Linked DNA regions of Homo sapiens: region 2 is linked to region 1. Evidence: chromatin loops called from intact Hi-C (ENCODE). Cell type or tissue: CD4-positive, alpha-beta T cell. All regions are shown on one strand. Each heading gives the region's core, and the rest is flanking DNA. Links, peaks and the distances in the headings are about the cores only. Region 1 has its middle 100 kb from the start of LINC00870. Region 2 has its middle 99 kb from the start of RYBP.

Region 1 (12,581 bases), core at 5,910-8,409:
AGGTGCCCACTTCCAGGCAGAGCGCTTCTTTTGCCTGTCCCAGAGCCATCCCTTGCCCCAGCCCCACTGAGGAGCTGACATTTGGAAGCATCCCTCCACACCCCAGCAATGCTCAACCTCCCTTTGCTGCTGAAAAACATCTGGCCGGCTTGGCACCTAAGCTGGGTAAAAATAGCATGCCATCTTGTGAGCAGGCACCATGCCATTACAGCAGATGGAGACCTGCACTGCCAGCCAAGAGACTGCTGAATGGCAACAGACGCATTTGCAAGGGACAGGATTCACAGCTGGAAGGGTCAGAGGGCGGAAGTCAGGACCCTAGTGAGAGGGGCAGGAGGTGAAACGAGAGGGCCAGAGATTGGGGCAGGACCCCTCTGCCCTTCACAGGTGGGACCAGGCAGGGGAAGAGAGAAAATACCCTTGAACGCTAGAAGGCTGCAGAGCACACTAGTGAAGTCCTGGCTTTGAGGCCAGATGAACACACATTTAAATCTTACCTCTACCTTTACCAGCTATGTGACCCTGGGCCGGCTGTTTAACCTCTCCGAGTCTTAGTGTAAAATATACTCTGTAGGGTTCTGAGAAAGATAGTCCATCATTGTTTCTTTGCATATGCATTTTAGTGAGTGTCTCCCATGTGCCAGGCAGGCCCTGTGTTAGGTGTGGGATGTGGTGGTGAGCATGGGCCACCAACTTTTCTTCCAGCATGGGAGACAGACGTGAATTAAAAAAATGACACGAATAAAAGTAAAATGTCAACAGAGATAGATAGGTACTTCAAGCAGAAGGTTTGTGGTGCAATCAGAGCACATAATAAGGGCATGGGGGGAGCAGGGGTGACCAAGTCAAGGAAGATGTTCCCCAAGGAAGGGACAATTAAGATCCAAAGGATGAGTAGGGAATTATGTAGGGAAAAATGAGAGAAGGTATGTTAAGTCCTTAGCACAGTGCCTGGGATCTGATAAGTGTTGGTAAGTGGAATAGATTATTCATGAACACTTACTGAAAATAAAATCATAACCATAGCAATCTCTTCCACCAAGGGGTTACAGTGCAAGGCTTGGGCCTTTGGTGCCGTGAAGAGTCATGTCACAAGAGAGTCTGACCCGTGTCAACTGGCAAGGGAGCCAGAGGCGAATGGATGTTAGAAATAAAAACTCATAAAAATATCTCAAGCCTCTGGTGAGGCCCATTTGCAGGCCTCAGATACTGCAGTTCAAGCAACAAACCTCCTGAGAGGTTTGGACAGGTTGGCCAAGGCCCAGCCAGCTTTGCAGGCATGCTTTCTCCCCCTTTCTACAGGCAGCCTGCGCAAAAGCCGGGACCTTGCCTGCTCAAGCCTCCATTGCCCTGGCCCGAGCATGGCACAGGCTCCCTTTCTGTCCCCATTGACTGCAGGCCCTTGGCTGCCGCACACTGAACCTCACCCTTGGGGCAGAGCCAGCTTGTAGGGTGAGCAGGAGGCAGATTTCCCTCTTGGAATACAGACTGCCTTTGGATGAATATACAGACTCGAAGGGAGAGATGCTGGGAAGCAGGGTGAGGTCCCTTATGAAATGTCGGTCCCCAAACTCTGAGAGATGCCATGCTGTGTGGAGTCAAAGGTGACCCCTTCCTCACTGGCTGGAATGCCCACCAGCCAACAAGCAAACCATGCAGAAGCCTCCTGCGACCTGAATATCAGGCACATCATGTGCCTGTGTCCCTCAAAGAGGGATGAGGCAGAGGAAAGTAGCCAAGGGGTTGCTGCATTGAACGCCCCTGGTGCCCTGCCTTCCACCCTCCCCACCCACGCTTTGCCTCCAGCCGATGCTGCAGCCATCACGTGTGCCCACATCTCTCACTTTTCACACTGGGGATTCCCGGCTGCCATTTCATGCAGGAACGCACTCTGCTATTCTGCTGCCTGCCCAAACCCAACACACCAAACCCAACACATCATGGGCAATCTTTGACCCATGGAGGGCAGGAGCCAGTATACAATTACTTCCCTCTCTGTTCTTCAGCTAGACAATTCTTAGGACTCTTCTACGTGGCTTCTCAGAGGGTCCTGGCAGCCCTGAGCCCCATGGTCCACAGTGATGATCGGCTCAATAACATATTCTGCATTGCTTTCTTTCCTGCCCTGTCTCCAGTCTGTGAGGACAACATAAACTACCTGCATGCAAGCCTTTGTTCTGTAGCTCTGCTTTCTTGGGGTAACCCAAGCCAAGGCAGTGGTCTTCCTGCTGTCTCCCCACCAGCTGTCAGGAGAACTGGGGCTTACAGTGGCATGTGGGGCAGTTCTGTGGTCAAGAAGCCAGAGAGTTCCTGCCCCCTCCTCTCCTGGCTGGAGACTGAACAGCTGGATGGGATGAACTTCTCTAGTTGTCATGTGGGAAGGGCCCTTAGCCTGATGCCTTCCAAATGAATGTACAATAGAACTCTTCTGCCAATAGAATCATATGGATAGAGTGAATATTTGTTATTTGGGACTGTTGATCATTTATTCCTTTTTCCTAGAGAACCTGGCTTACTTCTTAGAAAAACACCTCATGACTCTTTGTGAGGTCTTGGTTGGAAAGATTTTTGGGTGACCACTGCCCACTTTGGAAGTCCAAGAGGTCATGGCTTCTCTTCCTGCCCCAGAGGCAGGCTCAGCCCACTGAAAGCCTTCTCCCTAGATTCAGTCTTAACAAGAAAGCCAAGGCTAATGGTCTGGCTGGAAGGCAGCCTGCATGATGGCAGCATGCCCACCTGCTGGGGTTCCCAATCCAGCTTTTCAGAACTCTCTTGGCATTGTTTCCTCCAACCCCAAGCCTGGCCCTCCAGCATCTTATTTAATCTTTGAATAACTCTCTCTACCTCTACCGTCCTTTTAATTAGTTTCCTTCTCTGGGTAGGGAAGTCTGTTTCTACAGCTAGCAACCAGTAATGCTTACTGATACTCACAGAACCCTAATATTTAAAATGGATAAAAATAGAGATACTCTATTGAAATGGGGAAGAGTGAGCAAGAGCTCCTCCCTTGAATCATACCCCTAACAATAGCCTCCCTGTTATCTCCAGAGTGCCACCAAGGCCTCAAAGAGCTTAATGTGAAACCCTTGGTCTCATCCCATCCTCTTTGTAGAGGTGAGGAAAGAGAAGCAAGAGAAGTCTGCTGATTTGCCAAGATCTCAGCACTGCTTACTGATGGTGTTCTATTCCCAGAGCCACGGCCTTTCTACCACACCATGGTAGCTGCCTTGCCAGAATATGGGAGACAAGGAGATACCACAGTGAAGCTCAGGGGCCATGCAGAGATCAAGGGAATAAAGTGGTCTCTCCTTTACTTCTCCCAGGTCACTATAAACAGCAACAGCAGGACAGACAGCCTTGGAGGGCTCCTTCATGGCATCAGACCCATTCCCCATCTCTGCTCTTCCAGTCCTCTGGCCTATGTAGGCATACTGGTACCATGACCCCCTCAGGTCATAATGACAGATACACATCTCAAAGTACTCTGCCAGCATTTCCCAAGGCATAGCTCCCAGCATCCTGCACCGACAAGATGCTCTGTAAAAAAAAATGAGTCCCATTGCTTCGCAGCTTTTTGGCTAAGATCAAGTGTGACATCTGTTCTTATCAATGAGACCAACAAGCATATGAGAAAAAGCTCAATATCACTGATCATTAGAGAAATGCAAATCAAAACCATAATGAGGTACCACCTCACACCGGTAAGAATGGCTACTTTTAAAAAGTCAAAAATAACAGATTGGTGAGCTTATGGAGAAAAGGGAATGCTTATACACTGTTGGTGGGAGTGTCAATTACTTCAACCATTGTAGAAAGTAGTGTGGCAATTCCACAAAGACCTAAAAACAGGACTACCATTCAACCCAGTAATCCCTTTGCTGGATATATACCCAAAGGAATATAAATCACTCCATCATAAAGATATGTGCACGCATATGTTCATGGCAGTACTATTCCCAATAGAAAAGACATGGAATCAACCTAAATGCCCATCAATGACAGATTGGATAAAGAAAATGTGGTATATATACACTATGGAATACAATGCAACCATAAAAAGGAATTAGATCGTGACATGGATGGAGCTGGAGGCCATTATCCTTAGCAATACTAACGCAGGAACAGAAAACCAAATACTGCATGTTCTCACTTATAAGTGGGAGCAAAATGATGAGAATCAATGAGCACAAAGAGGGGAACAACAGACACTGGAGCCTACTTGAGGGTGGAGGGTGGGAGGAAGGGGAGAATCAGAAAAAATAACTATTGGCTTAGTACCTGGGTGATGAAATAATCTGTACATCAAACCTCTGTGACACGAGTTTACCTATATTACAAACCTGCACATGTATACCTGAGCCTAAGATAAAAGTTTTAAAAACAACGAGTCCCTTAATAAAATCTCTAATTTTCTAGATCCGAAGATGCACTTTCTTCCTTTTTCACGTATTAATAGTAAATGCAAGGTTGTGTCATGAAGTGAATAAAAACAAGTCCTCTGAAATCTGACTACCTTGGTTTGATTAACAGCTCTGCCACTTACTAGCCATCTGATCTTGGGCAAGGTACTTAACCATTCTGGTCCTCAACTTTCCATCTGTAAACTGGAAATGAAATAAAAGATCCAACTGTGTTAGTTCAAGATGAGATTAGATGTGCAAGAAATTTGTTTGGGGAAACACCTGTGAAAGAGTATGGGGAGAAGCAGGAGGAGGCTGGAAAAGTTGTGAAACCTCTATGTAGACCTAATTCCTACAAAAAAGGAAAGGGAAGGAAGAAAGATTGGGTAGAAATAGCCTTATATTGCAGTGCAGTTCTAAGAAACTTTTGGCAAAGTTTTGAGGAATTTTTGAGTCAAAGTCAACCATCAAAGGAGCCCTGCGTCTCCCTGGAAGGGACCTACATCAGTATTCCTGATGTGCTCAGTTATTGACTGAGAGCAGCCTGTGAAAGCAAGGCCCCTGCCCAGTGTGGAGGTGGATTTAGAATGCAGCAACCAGGGCCCTTGGTCAATTATGCTCTTGCAGTAAGAGATCTGAGAAGTGCATTCTCAGGCCCCTCTTGGCCCCACATCCACCTCAAAAGACAGGATTAAGTCAGTCATTTTATATAAAAGCTCTTAAAATAGTGTCTGGCACATGGTAAGTATTCTGCATATGTTGCCTTAAAACAAATAAACAAAGTTATGAAATCAGGTTGCTTCTTAAAATCAATTTGCACACCTGATGTGATAGTGTTCCTTTTTGGTTTGAACCCTGGAAGGCTATTATTAAAGTGTGGCTGCATCTTACAATCAGCACGTCTTGGGATTGAGGTAATGAATTTGGAAAACTTTGCAAAAGATATTTCTCTCTTGGAGATTTTTATTAGCAGACTAAAGATCCTGAGAAGTCCCCCAACAGATAGACCTATGGACTTTGCTCAACTCCCTGTTTCCCAAACTTCTTTGGCCATAGACCTCTGGTTTGCATAACACTTTCAATAGATTTCTTTTCTTTTTAGTTAAAGAAGTTGGTTTCTGTTGCTTGCACCCAATTCCCAACTGATAAATACATGCAATCTCAGGATATAAAAGAGGCAAAAGTGGAACCGCTCTGGTTGATGAGAAGGAGAACAGAACTGGAATTCCATAGAATACATTTTGCCAAATGCCATGCTTTGCAAAGGCTGGTTGCTGCTATTTCAGATGATTCTCAGGTATTAGGTTCAGAGTAAATGGAGCACAAGGAACAAAGGAAGGATGGGAGATGGGAAAGGAAGAAGAAATGTTTCCTGATCCACCCAGGTCACCCTACCCAACACTGCAGCTTTTTCCACAAGGTGCCTGGAGTATACAACTGAAAAAGCCCTCACCTAACCCAACCTCCTCACTGAGGTCAGCCTGACCAACCTCATTCCATAAGCAGAGCACTTTCTCCTTCCAGTCCCCAAAGAGACATGAGCACCATAGAATAAGAAAAGGTAGAAGATAAACATCTCCCCACTGTAACCAGTGGCTGAGAGCCATGAACAAATACAACAGGAACTTTTCCCTCCATTCCACATTTACCATGTGGATTAATGCCTGCTCCAAGCCAGGCACGGTGCTTAGAGGTCAGGATTCAGGGATGACAAATGTAGACTTCAGCGTTGGGCCCGACGTCTTTTATGCACCATCTCACACTCTTACAGCCCACTTCTGCCAGAGCTGTGGCAACCCAAGAGTGCTTCACTTCATCCACACAAAGTGTTTCTTGCTTTCTTTAGGGCTTCTCTGCTGCAGCGTAGGTGCCCTAGAGACCTGCTTGGCCATTTGCTGCCCCACCCCAGCAACACTTTGGGTACAAACCGCAGGAGCAAATTTAACCTGTGTAGGGAAAAATATTTCCGTCTTCTATGTCTTGAGTAGAGCATGCTGAGGTGCATTCTCCACTGCTCCTCAGAGGGACCCATGCCCACATTGGTGTCGGATTCATTAATGCACCTAAATTGGACTGCAATCCCTGTTGCCCTCTCCCCTAGCCCCCAACACCTTTTCCCAAAAATCACTTCTTCAAAAGAAATTATCTGCATGCAAGCCCTTGTCTTATCCTCTGCTTTTCAAGGGAACATAAGGTAGGACTTTAAAAAAAAAAAACAAAAAAACACTTGTTTTGCATTTGTAGCAATTATAATGTCACATACTTCTATTAATGCAATAACTGGAAATGAAACATGAGTCTAAGGTCATTTTCATGTTAGAGAAGAGAAAAACTGGAGCACAGAGAGATCACTTGCCTTGCTAAATGTCACACAGCTAGGATAAAGCAAGAACCAGGGCTCCCACATCTCCTCCAGAGCTGCTGTTACTAGATGAGTCAATTCAGGGACTGGGAGTCTCAACACACCCTCACAGGTGAACGTTTGGAGTTCCTTTGGCTGGGTTTTGAAGGATGCTTATTAATTAGCTAGATGAAGAATGGAAAAAAGAGAGGGTTGGAATAGGAATTCTGCCTGAGGGAACAGCAGAAGCAGAGGTGCCAGGTGAAAATGATTCAACAGGGTTTATTCTGGAAACTAGTGAGCAGGGGCTTGAAGCACCGTAGGGCCAAGAAGATATACAGGGCATGGTAAGAAATAAAGCAAAACAACATACAGGGCCACGTGGACTAAGCAGTTTGTTGACTTGTGGACACTAGGAATCATGGGGTGAAAAGGTGGGAAGAATGGGTGTATTAGTCTGTTCTCACATTGCTAATGATGATACCAGAGACTGGGTAATTTATAAAAGAAAGAGATTTAATTGACTCACAGTTCCATATGGCTGGGGAGGCTTCACAGTCATGGCAGAAGGCAAACAAGGAGCAAAGTCATGTCTTACAAGGCGGCGGGTAGGAGAGTTTGTGTAGGGAAACTCCCCCTTATAAAGCCATCAGATCTCATGTGACTTATTCACTAACATAAGAACAGCACGGGAAAGACCCCCGCTGTGATTCAATTACCTCTCACCAGGTCCCTCCCATGACACATGGGGATTGTGGGAGCTACAATTCAAGATGAGATTTGGGTGGGAACACAGCCAAACCATATCAGTGGGTAAGGCACACAGGGATAACTTCAGATTTGTGGATTCTGCCCTCAGTCAACTGGCCCATACACAGAGCCTCACCATCACACAACCAAGGTCAAACTGTTTCACCAAGGGCTAAGGACTCCATTCCTGAGCTCAGTCCCCTATTTCTAGCACTCTTGATTACCTTTTTTTATTTTTTAAGAAAAAAAAGATAGTTCTTGTTCTCTTGGGAAGAGATGCATCTTGAATCTCTAACAAATAACTATTTAAGACCAGTGAGGGTCTAGAAAGGAAAGTGATGCCCATAGATGGACTCAGAACCAGCAGTCTACCAACAAGCCTCCTCCCCAGCAGTCTCTTCAAGCTGTGGCCATTTCTGTGAAGGAGGCTGAAGAGTAGCTCTTCACTCCGCAGAATTAATTACTGAGGACCACAGGCCTTGTCTACACTTGGCATAAAGAACAGTTTTTAACAAGTGATTGATTTCACACACACACACTTGCAGAAATCAGTCTCTCAACAGGCAGTCTCCTCCTCCTTTGCTGGTGAGAACATAAACTGGTGCGGGCTCTCTGGAGAGAGATTTGGCAGAATGGATGGAGAACCTTAACAGAGCTCATACCTTTTATTGCTACAATTTCCCTTCTAGGAATTCATGCACAAGAATGCTCATTCTAGCCTCATTCATATTAGGAGAAAATTAAAATCAACCTTGATGTCCAGCAATCAGGACTGAATAAATTATAGCATGTCCATTCAGTGGAAAATAATGCAGCCATTAAGCAAACATAAGGTATGTGGTAGACTGCAAAAATAGCCACAATTATTCCCTTCCCCTTATCCATGCCCCTTATAATGTGACTTTGCCACAATTCCCAAAAAGAGGTAGAGTCTATTTTGCACCTCCTGGCCATGCGAGTCACTTTGGTCAATAGAATATAGAGAAATTGACAGTCAGTGCTCCTGTCTTTAGACCTCAAGAAGCCATGAGCACTCCTGCACTCTCTCTCTCTCTCTCTCTCTCTCTCTCAGACTCTCTCTCTTCCCCCTCCCCACCCACCTTGCCTTCTCACTCTTGCTCTTGTTCCAGCTCTCAAAATCTTGACATTGACATGTGCACAAACCCAGCCTAGCCTACTGGAGGATGAGAGACCCCATGGAGGAGAGCTTAGCAGTCTCAACTGAGGCCATCTTCGATCTGACTCTAACCAGCTAACCCTCAAATACATAAGGGAGTCACCAAGTTCAGCAGAGCCACTCACCTGTCACACTTGATTATAGATACACCAATGAGCTCAGTCAAGATCAGAAGAGCCCTCCAGCTGACCAGAGGTCTCATAAGCAATAGCAAATTCTAAATGTTTTAAAATCAGCAGTTCTCAAAGCATGGTCTGGGATCTGGGAACTCCTGGGGAGTCCCTGAGGCCCTAGTAGAGGATCTGCAAAGTCCAAACTCTTTTGCTAATACTACTAACATGTTATTTGCCTTGTTCACTCTCAAGAGTGTACAGTGGACTTTCCCATAGGTTATATGATGTGTAATAACATTATTGCTGTGACAGTTAATAGAATACATGTGTGTGCATTCTTCATTCTAAAATTATCTCAGCTTTAATTTCCTATACAGTAAATATTGATAGATATAGCTGACCTAGCAAAAGTTCTTTGAGGTCCTTAATGACTTTACAAGTGTAAAAGTGTCCTGAGACCAAAAATGTTTGAGAACCGCTGTAAAACCATTGGGTTTGGGGGTAATTTGTATAAGACGTCTATACAAATATAAGCATGTAATCAAAATGTTAATAGTGATCATCTGTGGATGATGGGATTATGGGAAATGTGTATAGAGATTTTTCCCTTTTTTATACTTTATCTGTATTTTCCAACTTTTTATAAGAAATGTTTTGCTTATATGAGAAATATAGCTTTAAGATAAAGTTGACTGATCTGTATAATCTTTAGAAAGAAGAGAGAAACCTCTCTTGCTCTATGGGAAGGTCGCTCCTGTGGGAAGGTCTTGGCAGAAGGAAATAAACATGTTGAAGGCCATTCTCTGTAGCCCTGGTCACCTCCATCCAGCGAAAGTAGCAAAGGGACCCTGAATTTCCACCTCCTCCACTTCTAGAGGGCAGTTTGGTCAGCTTTCTCTCGCTGTCCTCTTTTCAAATAAGAAAAACAAGGACTCTAGTTCCCAATGTAAGGATCCACTCAGAGAAGCCCCCAAACAAGAAGTGAGCAAGAGCCATTTTCTATTCCTGCCTGTGAAGAACCTCTAGAAGTTGACTGCATTCCAGCAGCAGTTGCCTAGGGAACACCAGTGACAAAAAGGAGCCGTGAGGACACACTAAATAACTTTAGCAACTATTTGCATTTGGCAGATGTAGCCAAGGGCAGGGCCCTGCCTGGCTCCCTGTGGAAGCCGCAGGAGCCCCACAAGGAAGGGGGGGCCACTGGAACAGTCATAGGGGAGCAGGGAGGTGGGTGAAGAAGTGAGGGCCTTAACTCTTTCATTGCCCCTCCCCAAGCCTGCTGGGGCAAGGGTTTGTCCCAGAAGAGATCTCCTGGGCTTTGTGGAAACCCCAGAGAAAGTGCAGCCTCTTCCGGGAACTGGGTCCTCCCACACACCCACAGCCTACAGCCCCCCACCCACCCACCATGCCCCCCAGTCTTGCTTCTGCTTCCGCCACCAGGGAAGGCAGGTGACAGGATGGGCTGTGAGCTCCAGGCTCAGCCTTGCTGTGGCAGCTAATTGGGATGGTTTTTACCTGCCAGGTGAAAAGTCTGCCTGGGGAGGGGCAGTCAGCTCTCTGTCAACCCTGCTTCCTCTCTGTCTGCCAGCTCTCATTAGGACTAAGCCAGTCCCATGGAGCCCCAAGAGGAGAAGAGGCCAATGAGCCAAGCCGTTCCTGCCTGTGGCCTGGAAATCAGAGCTGCTTCGAGCAAGCTCTGCGCGGGCTCTTTAAGGTGAGCCCCAGTGCCTGGGCTTCCCACTCTCTGGGTGGGATGGAGACGAGACCGAAAATAGAAAGCAGCAGAGGCCCAGACCAAGCCTGGCTTTTCTCACTGCCCCCTTCAAAAAGTTCTGCTCAGATCAGATGATATCAGAAATGATTGGCGCCTTTATTTCCCCCCTTTGCTTCTAGTCCCCCACCCCCTTTCCAGTTTGACCACATCTGTAGGCTCTGTTGAAACAGAGCCAACATAAACAAAAACAAACTGAAACCCAGCAGCCAGCGAGGGCGGGATGTGCCACCCATCTGGGCAGGCCACGTGCAGGGCTGAGGACTGCCAAGGCACACCTCCTGCTGGTAAAAGGCACCGTGTGGAGTAATTAACCTCCAGGGCTTGGTGAGTGAAAAGCACCATGTAACCATGCTGGGTAATTGAAGAGGAAGAGAGGAGCGCTCTCCCGAGTGAACATTCAAATGTGTGCAGCTTGCTGGACCCTCTCAAGCAGGATGGCAGTCGGTTGGCCATGCCCCATAATGTGGCTGTCATCATTTGTCTTCCAAATTGTTGCCCAATCAGAATGGCTTCGGGACCCTTCGGCTTCTATGTATGCATATGTATAAAGAGACTTCTTAAAGCCATGCAGGATTTGTTGTTTTATTTTTTAGTGAGAATGTCCAGAGCTGGCGAAAGCAGAAGAGAAATAAACACTCCGGTAGTCTGCTGGTGAGGATGACAACTGGTCGACATTTCTAGAGGCCAGTTCCGGCTCCAACACTGCTTGCGTGTATCTGTGAAAGAGACCCAGGTGCCATGAGGCTAGGAAGGCTGGGATTTCGCAGCTCTTTGCACTGAAACTGCTGTTTCCTTGCTGGTGCTGCTGGAGATGAAAATCCACCATCCTCCAGAAACCCAAATCTCTCCTGGCACCAGCTCCCGGTGGCCAGCAAGTCCTATCATCAACTGGAAGAAATGAATGACATGCTCTCCGCATCACACTCACTTAGAGGGGTCACACAGCAAAGCTGCTTAAGCCCCTGAAGCATTTGAGTTTAGAGATGTCTCCCCTTCAGTTGACAGCTGTGACTTTCCAGAAAACACATATGCCACTGTGAGGTAGGGTAGTTTCTTGTATTCATTATACAGTACCCAGAGCTCCTCCCTGTGCTGTTTATGCTGTCAGATATCTTGTTTACCACGAAAGACACCATCCCCCATCATGGGGGTCCCCGAAACTGGACCACCATCCAAGCTATCTAAATTCATTAGTCCCAGTAGCATATGTCCAAACTCAAATGTGGATGAGTCAGGAGACTTCACTTCTTAGAGGCTGCAAATAGACAACCAGAAAAAGGATTCTCATCTAATTCTGTTCATCTGGTCGTTCAAATTCTGGTTCCTACTCCACCCAAAACACCATTACATGAGCCTGAGAAATGACTGGATTACACAGACAAATACATTCTCAATGCGTTCCTTGGGATTGTGGGATTAAGCTGATTTTCTGCCCTTCGCATCTTTCTTTGCAGTAAAGACTTTCTGCTCTTCCAAGTGATTTTGAGCCTATTATTTCACAAGTGTAGCAGATTGTTTGCAAAAATGGCCAAAACTATTCCACCCTCTGTATCTGCAGTCAGACTTTTCAATGTGACTTTGTTGCTTTTCCCATCAAAAGGTGAAATTTGTTTCTCCACTCCTTGAGTCTGGGCTGGCCTTGTAACTTGCTTTGACCTACAGAATGATGCAGCAGTGGCACCATGACAGGCCTAGGTCTAGGTCTGAAAAGGTTTTGTGTCCTTCTGTCCTGGAGTCCAGAGACTCCCTGGGGTAGCCTGTTAAAGGATGAAAAGCTCATGGAACACAGACACTGTCTCAGCTGGGTCAGCCTGGACCAGCCAGCCCTTAGCAGCCCCGGCAGTTAACCACAGATGGATGAGTGAGCCTAGTCAATGCTGAAGAACCACCCAGCAGAACCCAGCTCAAACGCTGAGTTACACACAGCATCATGAGCTAAATAAATGGTGGTTGTTACAAGCCACTAAGTTTGGGGGGTTCTTTTTATGCAGCAAGAGCTGATACCATGAACTCCCAAACTAAGTGG
Region 2 (12,581 bases), core at 5,551-8,050, 96 kb after region 1:
AATAGTTATGGCACCAATCTTACTGGGTCATGGTGAGGATTTAACAAAATATTCAATAAATGCTTAGAAAATATGTTCCAGGGAGCTGTGAGTGTGTCCCTTCTGCCCCATAATTCCTTCCTCATCTGTAAAGTGGGCATACGGCCCTACCCTACGGGGTCACTGTGAAGAATGAATGAGCACTTAGCACTGTTGCTACCACCTCACACAGCTCTAGTGGGTGCTGTTCACACCAGGGTTGATCAGTCATGGCCTGTGCAGCTCTTCACAGTGGCCCTGTCTGGCAAACAGTAAGGGCCCCATAAACGGTGAGCTATTTGTCTTACTCTTAGAGGGGAATGCAAAGTAGAAAACAAGTATTTAAATGCTAAGAGTGTGCAAGGGCTCAGTTAGGGTATAAATCCAGAAGCAGGAGCTCCACTTACTTGGTTAGGGTGATGAGGAAGGGAAAGAAAGGGTCAGAGCCATCTGGGGCTTAGCCAAAGGATGGATGGGGCCAGATGGGGGAGCTCCTGGCAGAAGGGAGGGCCTGTGCAGAGGCCTGGAGGCAGGAGAGAGTGGAGCCTCCAGGGGTACCTCGGACCTGCCAGAGGGGCTGGAGCTGGACTCCCAGGGGTAGCCTGGTTCTCAGGCCATCTCCAAGCCAGCTCTCCCTCCTCAGGCAGAGCTGCCAGGCTTCCTGTCCCCTAATTCTACAGGGCCTCAGTCAGGGACTCTCACGGTCCTGTTTCACAAAAGAAGAAAGGCATTCTTGGACTAGTTTCCTATTGCTGCTGGAACAAGTTGCCACAAACTCGATGGCTTAAAACAGATTGATTCTCTTAGAGTTATGGAGGTCTGAAGTCTAGCATCAGCGTGACAGCAGGTCTGCATTCCGAAGGTCTTCCTTCTGAAGGCCTCAGGGGAGAAACCATCCCCTTTGTCTCTTCCAACTTCTGGAGGCTGCCTGTGTTCCCAGGCTCATGGTCCCTTCCTCGGATCCCTCCAACCTCTTGCTTCCCTTGTCACATTGCCTTCTGTCCCTCCAGTCTCCTGCCTCCTTCTTAGAAGGACCTTCGTGATCCCCCCTGGACGATCGTCTCTTCTCAAGATCCTGAGCTTAATCACATCTGCAAAGTGCCCCCTGCCTCAGGGCCTTTGTGTGTGCTGTTCCCTCCACCCGAAATGCTTTTCCCCGAGACATACACATGGCTCATTTCTTCGCCTCCGTCAGGGAGCTGCTCATATGAAACCCCTCGCCCCATGCTTGACTTTTCTCCATCCACTCATCACGAACTGGTGTATTAGAAATTGATGTTTTTATTTATTTTCTGTCTCCCCACAGGTATATTATAAACTGCAGAAAGACTGGGACTTTATCTATCTTGTTGACTACAGCCTCCTCAGCACCTAAATCAGTATCTAGTATCTAGCAAGAACTCAAAATAAATAATGAGTGAACAAATGGGGCTACTGAAACTCAGAGAGGGGATGTGACTTGTCCAAGGTCACAAATTATAAAGTGGCAAAACCAGGGATTTGAACCCAGGTAGGCCTGACTCCAAAGCCTTAATGGTTTGGCTCAATGACGCCTGTCAGCCTCTTAAAATTTACTTATGTGGGTACCAGGCCTTCAGGCCCTTCCCTCTGCCTTCTCCTGGTGGAGGATGTGGGCTCCTCTGTGACTCACACTAAGAAATAACACTGAGAGAAATCGTAATAGTTTCTCTTGGCCCAGAGCATTAGATTTTACAAGAGACTGAGGGCACTGCGAGAGCAGAGAGCCCACCTGTTTCACTTGGCATTGTCTAATCAGTACTAGACACATAGTTGGCACATAGTTGGTGCTCATGAAATCTTTGTTAATAAATGATGAATGACTCTCACTTGATTGCACAGAGAAGATCTGCTCTATATGTATCTATTCACCTATTCATCTATCATATGTCTAGCCATCCATCCATCCATCTTCTATCTCTCTGTCTGTCTATCCATTCTTCTGCCCATCCATCCATCCATCCACCCACCCATCTATCTATCTTATCTGTCTGTTTCTATTTTGTAGCAGTTCCTAGACTCACAACGTTTACCCAACCGTGGGATATTCAACTGGAAGAACACAGAATTCTGAACAAGGTTCCCCTTCTTCCCAAACTGTACCATGGAGGTCTTTGCTCTGGGAGAGCAGGCTTAGGAGACAGTGAACTTTAGGAACCCCCATTTTTCTACTCGAAAGTCCTAGCCTCATTCCCTGCTTCTGTGCCCATCCCTCTTGCCTCTGTCCCTCTTGGTTTTGTGATCGGTCCCACCCAGAAATGCCTTAGGACTAGGCCTCTCCCACCTCCCCTGATGCACCTGGTCTCAGAGGTCAGGGAACATAACAGTGACCCTGAGGACACAGAGGTGAGGAAAAGGCCCCAGGTTACCCTTCCTGCCTTTCAGCCTGAGCTGTGCCCTCTAAATCAGCCAGAACATGTAGACAAATGTGGTCTCTTAGACTCCCCCATACACCTACCCACATTTTCCCCACCCACGTCTCTCTTCTGTACCTACCTCTTCCTTCCCCAGGTGAGATTTTTGAGAAAAACTGAACCTTATCCTTCTCTATAGTTTCCTTCCTACCAAGTTACTGGAAAGAGAAGTCTTGAAACCCCCCCGTGTTGGGAGAGGAAAAAAAGCAAGAAGAAGGTGTAAACAAAGATTAATTAAACCTCATATGCAACCCAGAGGAACAGCCTAGGGCAGCTGCTGCAGCTGGAAAGATATTCCCCAAAGGGGGACAGGATGACAGGAGGGCCACTTGGGCTGGCAGACAGGATGTGGCAGACGCTACATTGAAGAATAAAGTTTCAGGACAAATCTTGCCTTTGAGCAAGATTTGAGGAAGATATGTTGGCACACCCAAGGAGGAAGCTCTAATTCATGTCACTGTAGGATTCATTCAACTCCATACACAGACATTCCAACCCACCACTGAAGTACTACAATGACCAGCATTGGTGAACTATACTCACTCCAAGTCTTTGCTTTATAATTGTGATGATCATCCCAGCTGGATGTAATAATAATTAGTGCAGCCACTAGTGTTGTTATGGCCACTGAGAGTCGACCACCTACTACGGGCCAGGGCTCCGCGCTCAGAACTTTATTTCTATTAACACTCAGAAATTTCACAACATCTCTATGAGGTAAGATGTGCCTGTTCTACAGATGAGAAAACTGAGGCACAGAGTTAAGTCACTTGCCCTGGACCACAAGACTCTTCTCATTTCCACTTTACAACAGAGGTCAGCAAAGCACAGCCCCGCAGGCCAGGCCAGCCACTGCCTGTTTTTATAAAGTTTTATTGGCACACAGCCATGCCTGGTTGCTCATGTATTACCTCTGGCTGCTTTGGGGCTACAACAGCAGAGTAGTTACCGCAGAGACTATATGGCCCCCAAAGCCAAAAATATTTTCTTTCTTTCTTTTTTAATTGAGACAAGGTCTGGCTCTATCACTCAGGCTGGAGTGCAGTGGCATGATCTCAGCTCACTGCAACCTTCGCTTCCAAGGCTCAAGCCATCCTCCCACCTTAGCCTCCTGAGCAGCTGGGACTACAGGCACTCACCACCACGTCTGGCTTATTTTTGTATTTTTTTAGAGACAAAAAATGCAGGTTGCCCAGGCTAGTCTCAAACTCGTGAGCTCAAGTGATCCACCCGCCTTGGCCTCCCAAAGTGCGGGTATTACAGGCATGATCCACAGTGCCCGGCCAAAAGCCAAAAATATTTTCCATCTGCACCTTTAGAGAGAAAGGTTTCTGACCACTGCCCTAGAATTTATTCTCTGCCGGTCCCCAAAGGGATCTTTAAAAATGCTGACTCAAGTCATGGCACAACGTGTTTAAAATCTTTTGAATAAAATCCAAATTCCTTCCCACAGCCCAGGAGGCCAGTAGGATTCAGTACCTCTCCCACTCTCACCCCCACTGAGTACATTCCAGCACTGGACATTTTTCCATTTATGAGCTGGGCTCTTTCTAACCTCAGGGCCTTTGTGCATGCTGCTCCCTCTGTCTGGAATGCTTTTCCTCCAGCTCTAGGTCTCAGCTCAAATACCACTTCCTCTGAGAGGCTTTGCCTGACACTCTCCATCCCCACACCCAGTCTATTTCCTTTCTAGCAGTGATCACAGTTTTTGTCATTGTTTTATCTGTCTAATCTCTCTGGGCTGCAAGCTCCTGGCGCTGTGTTCCTGCTGCTCTATCACATAGTAGGTGATCTATGAATATCTGCCAAGTGAATGCAGCACTGGCATCCAGGCTATGGGACTCCCAAGTCACATGCCTGATGCAGACCCTCCTCTCCTCTCTTTCTTCCCCGCACTGCATTCAGAAAGCAATATTCATCAAAGTCTACGGAGGAACTAGATAACTCCAAAGAGGTGGATAAGCAGGCCTCCGCCCTCAACAAATTCCCTGAGGACCAAATCCTCCCAGTTCAGCCCCTTTCCTCCTTCTTCAGAAATGGATGACCAGAGCAAACAGGCCCCCACAATGGCTGCCTGGGAGCAAGCCGCTTCCCCAGAAAGACTCTTGCTGCTCCACACCCGGGCCCCGTCAAAGATGCCCCCAGTCCTCATCCCCCAAGGGGCCTCAGGACATAGCGAGGCTTCCCTGGAGAGGGCAGCACTGCAGAACAGGGATTGGTGCCGAATAGGGACCAGATCCAGGTATAGTGGGTTGAACGGTGGCCACCAAAAAGACATGTGTAAGTCCTAACCCCTGAAGCCTGTGAATGTGACCTGATTACATTTGAAAAAAGGTATTTGCAGATGTAATTAAATTAAGGATCTCAAGATGAGATCATCTTAGATTACCTGTGTGGGTCTTAAATCCAATGACAAGCATCCTTTTAAGAAAGGGAAGAGGTGAAGATACCAACACAGAGGAGAAGGCCATGTGAAAACAGAGGCAGATATATTGGAGTGATGGGGCCACAGCCATGGAAAGCCTGGAGCCAGAATCTGGAAGAGGCTGGGAAGCATTCTCCCCCAGCGCCTTCGAAGGGAGCGTGGCCCTGCTGACAACTTGGTCAGACTTCCGGCCTCCAGAACTGTAAAAGAATACTTTTCTGTTGTTGTAAGCCACCAGTTTGTAGTTAATTTGTTATGACAGCTACAGGAAACGAATACACAGGGGAAGAGCGAACTCACCTCTTGCTTCAGCCCATGAAGAGCATGCTTCTGAGAACCACAGAATTTTCTGCTGGAAGGAACAGCAGAGCTGAGTCACCCGACATTGCCTAAATCCCAGCATCCCGGCCCCACCTGACTGCTGTTTCTACTTCCACTCACCACCCTGCTGCTCTTCCCTTAGCATTTGCCTTCTAACTGACTTAACTTTTTCTTACTCAAATGTATTTACAGGCTGGGAGCCATGGTTCATGTCTGTAATCCCAGCATTTTAGGAGGCCGAGATGAGCGGATCACTTGAGGCCAGGAGTTTGAGACCAGCCTGGCCAACATAGTGAAACGCAGCCTCTACTAAAATTAAAAAAATTAGCCTGGTGTGGGGGCTATGAATATTTGTTGAGTGTAATCCCTGCTACTCAGGAGGCTGAGGCACGAGAATCACTTGAACCCAGGAGGCTGAGGTTGCAGTGAGCCAAGGTCGCGCCACTACACTCCAGCCTGAGCAACAGAGCGAGACTCTATGTCAAAAAAAAAAGCCATATAAAATATTTACAAATAGAACTTTATGTCACTTATCAGAGGGAGAAGCAGCACCGCATGCATTCATTCACTCCATCCTCTTATTCTGTCAACGAAACATTTATGAAGCACTGACTGTGAATGGGGCAGTATTTAAGGCTCTGGAAACACAGTAGGGATGAAGCAGACAAAAAAACCCCGTCCTTGTGGAGCTTGCATTCTCGTGCAGAAGGGGCTGGGAATAGCTGCTGACTTGTCTATAGCTATGAAGATTAAAAATATTCCTTGGGGCCAGTCATGATGGCTCATGCCTGTAATCCCAGCACTTTGGGAGGTCAAGGTGGGAGGGTCACTTGAACCTAGGAGGTCAAGGCTGCAGTGAGCCATGTTCATGCCACTGCACTCCAGCCTGGCAACAGAGCAAGACCCTGTCTCCAAAAAAAAAAAAATTTCCTTGGTTGGTATGTCCCCTGATTGTGACCCCCACGTGGGGCAGTGCTCCCAGGGAGGGAGTTGAGGGCAGAAGCAGCATGGAGGCAAAGGCCAGGGTTTGAATTCTGGGCGTGCCACTTGCTGCTCTGTGCCCTGGGAACCTGAGATTTCCCTCCAAGAAAGCTGAAGGAGTCTCTAGGGCCCCCGGTCTCCTGCCACTAAGGGCCTGCAGTTCTGTGAAGGGGAAAAGCTCCTCCGCCAGGGGCAGGGCGGGGCCGGTCTGCAGGGCGAGCACAGCCGCATTCCAAGGTACAGAGCTGCTGGGCCCAGAGGTGGCCTGGAGAGAAGGCGAGAGCTGGCGAGAGGGACGTTCTGGGAGAGAAGGCGCAGCCTGCCAGAGCTCGGAGCCCGTGCCAACCCCGGCCTCCTGTGAGCAACAGGAAGGGGAGGTCGCGTGACTTGTGGGATCTGTGGGCAAAGAAACTGTGAGGCTGGACTTTCGCCCAGGGCAGACAGGAAGCCTGCTTCTGAATCCTCGAGTTAGCATACGCATCAGCCATTCACCAGACCCAGACAACCCGTTTTATATGGTTTACCCTCACAACCACCTCAAAGGCAGCATGACTATTCCCATTTGACAGATGCGGAGATCAAGACTCCTCAAGGGCACACAGCTCTAAGTGGCAGGGCCAGGATTTGAACCCAAGTCTGATCTCAACCATCTTACTTACCTTTGCCTCTATTTCTGAATTAGTAAGGTGTTGTTTGGTTGCAAGGGACAAATATCCAATTCAAACTGGCTTATCCCCAACCCCTACCCCAAAAAGAAATTTGTTGTAGTTTAGGGCTTTCAGGCACAGCTGGATCCAGATGCTCAATGTTCTCTCAATGTTGCCTCATCCTTTGGCCCTGTTTGCCTCTGTGTGAGCTTCACTTTATGGTATGAGAGGTACCAAATATGGCTACCAGAGGCTCCCAGCTTATATACTAGAAGCTTCACAGACTCACCAGAAATGTGAATCCCTGTTCTAATAGCCCTAGTATAAGTCACTGGCCCAGTTTGGGTGAGATGACCAGCCCAGAGACAGTCATATGGACAAGGATTTGCAGCAGTATTTCCATTGGCCAGGAATGGATCAGGTGTCCACCCCTGACGTTGGCAGGCCAGGGCAGTAACCTCTCACCCTCAAATCACAGGGACCGAGAATGAGGAGAGGTGATTCTCTAAGAGGAGATTGGGAATTACCAGCTGAATGGAGGCTTCACAAGCAGAACTGGTGGACATCCCCTACAGCCTCTCTGTGTTTCTCCCTTTAGTCTTTAGTAAAGTTTTTTTCTTTTTTTCTTTTTTTTGTTTTGTTTTGTTTTGGGAAAATTTCCAACCTCATTCTCATGGAAAGAAGAGGCAAAAGTTTTTAAGGCAAGGTGGTCTTGCAGTAAGCTGCCATTGTGTGGAGATGGGACTGCAGAGGAAGTGGGTTGTGCATCTGCTTTGTACAGTGATGGAATGCTTGGCTTCTTTTGGCCAACAGAATGTAAGTGAATGTGAGGTGAGCAGAGGTTTTAAATGTGCTTGCTGGTTTGGCTGGGTCTTTTGTACTTCTGCCATTCCCCATAAGACATCCTCTGTGAAACCTCTGATTCCAGAATGAAGCACATGGAACATTCCTGATCCTAACCCAAAGCCTAGAGCAGATCTACCCCCAGATGACCCACAGACCCAAGAGCAAGACAAAGAAAGAGTGTTGGTTGTGAGCCCCTGAGATTTTGTGGGGGTGCTTGTCATGCAGCATATCACAGTGCAAAATCTGACTAACACACTTTGAAAGTCTAGGGGTTCTTCCATTGAGGGAGGCCACTACTCTTGGAAGTAAACAGTCTGTCAGGAAGTGGGTCCTCTGAGCCGTGGCCACTCTATATTCTTCCCAAGATGCCCTAGGAACACAGAAGGGCTCAACCACCATATTTCAACCCCCACCCAGCAGAGTCTCCAGAAGGAATTTCAGCATCTTTTCTGGAGCAATCTGCCCTACCCTGCATCCTGAGTCTCCCGGGATCTTTACCAGCTGCGTGGCCATAAGCAAGTTAATTGCCCTCTTTCAGCCTTAGTTTCTTCACCTGTAAAAGGGAATGATACTAATCCTTAGCTTTTGGAGGAACTAATGGACAGAATGCATGTAAAACACACATTTATAGCACCTGGCACATGATAAATAGTTCAAAAAATGTTAGGTTTATAATTATTTGTTTTTGAAATTGCTGGAAGAGCAAAAATGCATTTGACTGTTCAGTCTGCTCCTCTAAGCCTTGGGAACACCATGCAATTGGTGTGTCTGTTCTCCGGAGCAGACAAACCCCCGGGTGCCTAAACTCAGAAGAGGCATTTGGGCCACTGAAGAAGCAAATTTTGATTGGTTTTGTTTTGGTTTGTTGGGGTTTTTTTCTCCCTCAATTTTTGGCTTCTGTTTTAGTTACTTGAAATCACACAGCCGATTTATTTATTTTGATTGCTCTTCACACAAGTAAAAATAAAACAAAGAAGTGCGAACAGTGACAGCCTTTGCTACAACTTTACTCAGGACAAAGAACCGTGGCTAGAAGAAAAGTCACAATTCCATTAAGTGGGAAAACACTGAACTCTCACGCTTCGTTTCCATCGGAAATTTACTATGAGGTGGGATTTTCATGCCAATTGACAAACCAGCGCCCAGTTCAGACTCCTTCAGGCTCTGCCTTCCTCAGCCTCCTGTCCCCTACTGTGCAGTGTGGAACTTGGAACGAAAATAGTGATCATTCTTAAATTATTATAATAGAAGAACAGCCACGTATTGGGCGCTGACCAGGTACCAAGCACCATGCTCAGTGCTTGATGTGCTAAGTGCTTCATTTAGTTCTCACCACATTGCTGGGAGGCTGCTATGCGTTCTCTCTCAGCCGAGGAAACTGCCACTCAGAGAATGTAAATAATGTGTCCACAGCTAGATGTGGGGAAGATCTGGGACTTGAACCCAGCTCTACTTCCAAAGCTTGTGCCCGAAACCCTATTTTGGGCCACAGTGCATGGTCCATTGTCCCGAGGACTCTGAGGTCCTGAGTCCTCAGAGGAGGCTGGGTAAGTGACAATCATGTGCGGAACCCCAGAAGGCAGCTCAGCTCCAGGGCCTGCCTTCTTCTATTTATGCATGATCTGTCCCAGCCTGTGAATTGGCCCCGTGGCTCCCCGCATGTCCTGGAAGAGGTGGATCACAAAGCTGCAGCTCCTTCAGGCCCCTCTCTGGCCACATCCAGGAAAGAAAGGAAGAACCTTCTGCCCTCACAGCAAACTGCCCAGTTCCAGCCTTGGAGGCAGGCAGCCTTCTCCACTGCCAAGGGCACTGAGTTAGGAGTGGCACAGCCACGTCTGACCTCTTCCCGGCCGTGTGGCCTAATCTCCCTGAGCCCCAGTTTCCCCATGTATAAAGCAGTGGCATAAACTTGTCTCAGTGGTTTCCAGACATTGTCAGTCAAGGAAAGCACTGATGAAAGCGCTCGCAGGTCTCTGTGTGTGCAAAACCAATGAAAGAGCAGCTGTTCCAGACAAAAGAGGCCTGGGTCTTGGCGCCCCTCAGTCTCCGTAGGGAGCAGTCACGATACTCCTGACCTAGCCCATCCCGGAGGCCCCACCCAGCTCTGACTTTCTGTGAATCTTGGATCTTGACACACGTCCCACCAGAAAGGTTTTTCTTCCCAAATGTGCTCATCAAAACTCTTGGGGTGCAAGAGACAAAAACTCAATTCGAACCAAGTTAAGCAAAAAGAGAAAGGTATGGGCAAGGTCCCTAAAATTCCATCTTGTCTTTTCTCAAAATCGAGCTGATCTTTGTAACGAGGAAAGCAGACGCTGTCACTCCCTGGCTTAAGGCCTTTCTTACATGGCTTTCCTTCTTAAATGGACCTGGGGAAAGGTGTGAATGCCTTACTTTAGCCTGTAAGTACGCGCACATTCTGGTCCCTGATTCTCACACCAACCCCATTTTGAGCCGTTCCTGCCTCTGGGCCTTTGCACATGCTATGCCCCCTACCTGAGATGACTGTCCCCTATCTCTTCCATATCCAGCTCTTTCTCACCATTCACGCTTCCGCTCAAATGGCAGCCCTTCACAGTAGCCTTTCTTGTCCACCCCAACTTAATTAGCCCACCCTTTTTACCCCCAATCACTCCTTAGCCCCTCACCTGGCGTTATTTTCTTATCATACTCTGTAATAGTCTTATCTATTTGCTTACTTATTTACTGTCTGTCTCCTCGTTAGAATGTCCATCGCATAAGGCAGTTTGCATTGCTTCCTGCAGTATTCCTGACATCTAACACCACTCTTGCCCATGTCCAAGTGCCCCATAAATGATTGTCGAATGAAGGAGTAGATGATTGACAGTGACGCTCCATGTTTTATCAAGTTCAGACTCCTCAGATTCAACATGTACCTATAAACTGGATCCTCTTGCTTCTCTCAGTGAGAAGCCACACCGCCCAGCCACATCTGTAAGCCTGTCCATCCCTGGCACCTCCCTCCCATCTGCACGTCCTGCCAATCTACCCCTAATTTCTCAAAGCCATCCACCCCTCTCCATCTTCTCCACTCCCTTCGAGACCAAGCTCCCATCTCTCTCTTGGGGCACCTGCAGCAGCCTCCCTGAGATCTCCAGAATCCCTTCTTGCCCACTTCCAACCTGATTGCCCCAGTGCTACCCTGAGAGTGTCACCCTTTGCTGATAAGTTATCAGTTTGACCATCTGATACATTCCAAAGAAGCTCAGATGCCTTCCCACGGGCTGCAGGCTCCATATGGCCTGGCCTCCCGCTGCCCCTTGCAGCTCAGAGCACTTATCACAGTTGGTTCATACATTTACACTGTGAACACTGGATCGAGTCTCTCCCCTACCTCACTATACACTCCATCGGGGGAGTGACCTTGTCTGGCTTTGCTGCATTCCTGGCATTTGGTGGATGTTTGCTTGATAAATATGGGTAAATGAATAAATAAATAAATGCTGCTGAATACCTATATATGCCAGATATTAAGCTAACATGGAAATAAATTATTTCATTTTTTTCAACAATCTTATGAGGATGAATGATTGAACAAATGAATGAATGAACTATAAACTAACAAGGGAGGAGTCACCATCCAAAAGCACACAGGAGGCCAGACATGGTGGCTCACACCTGTAATCCCAGCATTTTGGGAGGCCAAGGCGGGCGGATCACTTGAGCCCAGGAGTTTGAGGCAGGTGGATCACTTGAGGCCAGACTGGCCAACATAGTGAAACCCCATGTCTACTAAAAATACAATAATTAGCCGGGCTTGGTGGTGCACGCCTGTAGTTCCAGCTACTTGGGAGGCTGAGGAAGGAGAATTGCTTGAACCCAGGACGCAGAGGTTGCAGTGAGCAGAAATTGCAGCCTGGCGACAGAGTGAGTGAGACTCCATCCCCCAAAAAAGATATACAGGAGCCAGGAGGGCATGTAAACAAGTGAGAGGAGAAGCGCCGGTGTAAGATACTCACAAATGGATGGTACCATGGCAAAACGAAGTGCCATGGCATCTGTTATGGACTGAATTACACCCCCCCAAAATTCACATGCTGAAGTCCTAACCCCTGGTATCTCAGAATGCAACCTTATTTGAAGATGGGGACTTTACAGGGATAATCAAGTTAACGTGAGGTCATTACAGTGGGCCCCGATCCAGTGTGACTAATGTCCTTATAAAAAAGGGAAATTCAAGCACAGACGTGTACAGAAGGAAGACAGTGTGAAGATACAGGGAGAAGATGGCCATCTACAAGCCAAGGAGAGAGGCACAGAATAGATCCATCCCCTACAGCCCTCAGAAGAAACCAAGTCTGCCCATGCCTTGATCTCAGACTTCCAGCCTCCAGAAGCACGAGACAATTTCAGTTGTTTACTCCACCCAGTTTGTGGTACTTTGTTACGGCAGCCCCAGGGAACAAATACAGCATCCAAAGGCATCCACGTTCAAAAGCGTTTTTCAACCCTGGCTAGGCCAAATAAGATTTGTCTGGAGGCCACGTTCTGCCCGAGAGGGCGCAGGTGGCAACCCCTGCAGCCTGGAGAGTTCTCAGAGCACACCCTGTCCACCAGGGAATTGGCACTGTGGGAGGCTGAGGTCAAACAGATCAAATGGGAATTCAATTATGGTTTGGAGACGAGTCCGTGAGGTCACAGATTAAATGAGGGCAGGGACTGCAGCCTGGGCCTCGCTGTGGTGTTCATGCTCCGGGCTCCAGAAGCTGCACTCCTGCCTGTCACAGAGCCGGACGAGGCCCAGCCTGCTTGTCACATAGAGAAGAAACCGAAATTTAAAAGATAGATAGGTCAGATCAGTTTATATGTGGCTGTGGACTAATACCCCCAGCATATGGCAACCAATACTCTGCGAGGCACATTGGAACTCCTGTAATCAAGTATCTGTTA

The links. Peaks named below come from ENCODE experiments on the same cell type or tissue, not always from the same donor. Only the 100,000 strongest peaks of a DNase experiment are listed, where the experiment ranks them.
Region 2: a loop joins it to region 1, with 1.9 times the contacts of the local background. A loop is called at or near these places in 2 of 110 quality-filtered maps.

The regions. Positions count from the first base shown.
Region 1 is chr3:72,245,499-72,258,079 of GRCh38, forward strand. No RefSeq gene overlaps it. Among named protein-coding and RNA genes, the nearest start is that of LINC00870, 100 kb to the left of the region's middle. In CD4-positive, alpha-beta T cell, for the core only: no CTCF peak of the experiment used is centred there; no DNase peak of the experiment used is centred there.
Region 2 is chr3:72,341,591-72,354,171 of GRCh38, forward strand. No RefSeq gene overlaps it. Among named protein-coding and RNA genes, the nearest start is that of RYBP, 99 kb to the right of the region's middle. In CD4-positive, alpha-beta T cell, for the core only: no CTCF peak of the experiment used is centred there; a DNase peak (open chromatin) is centred at 6,591.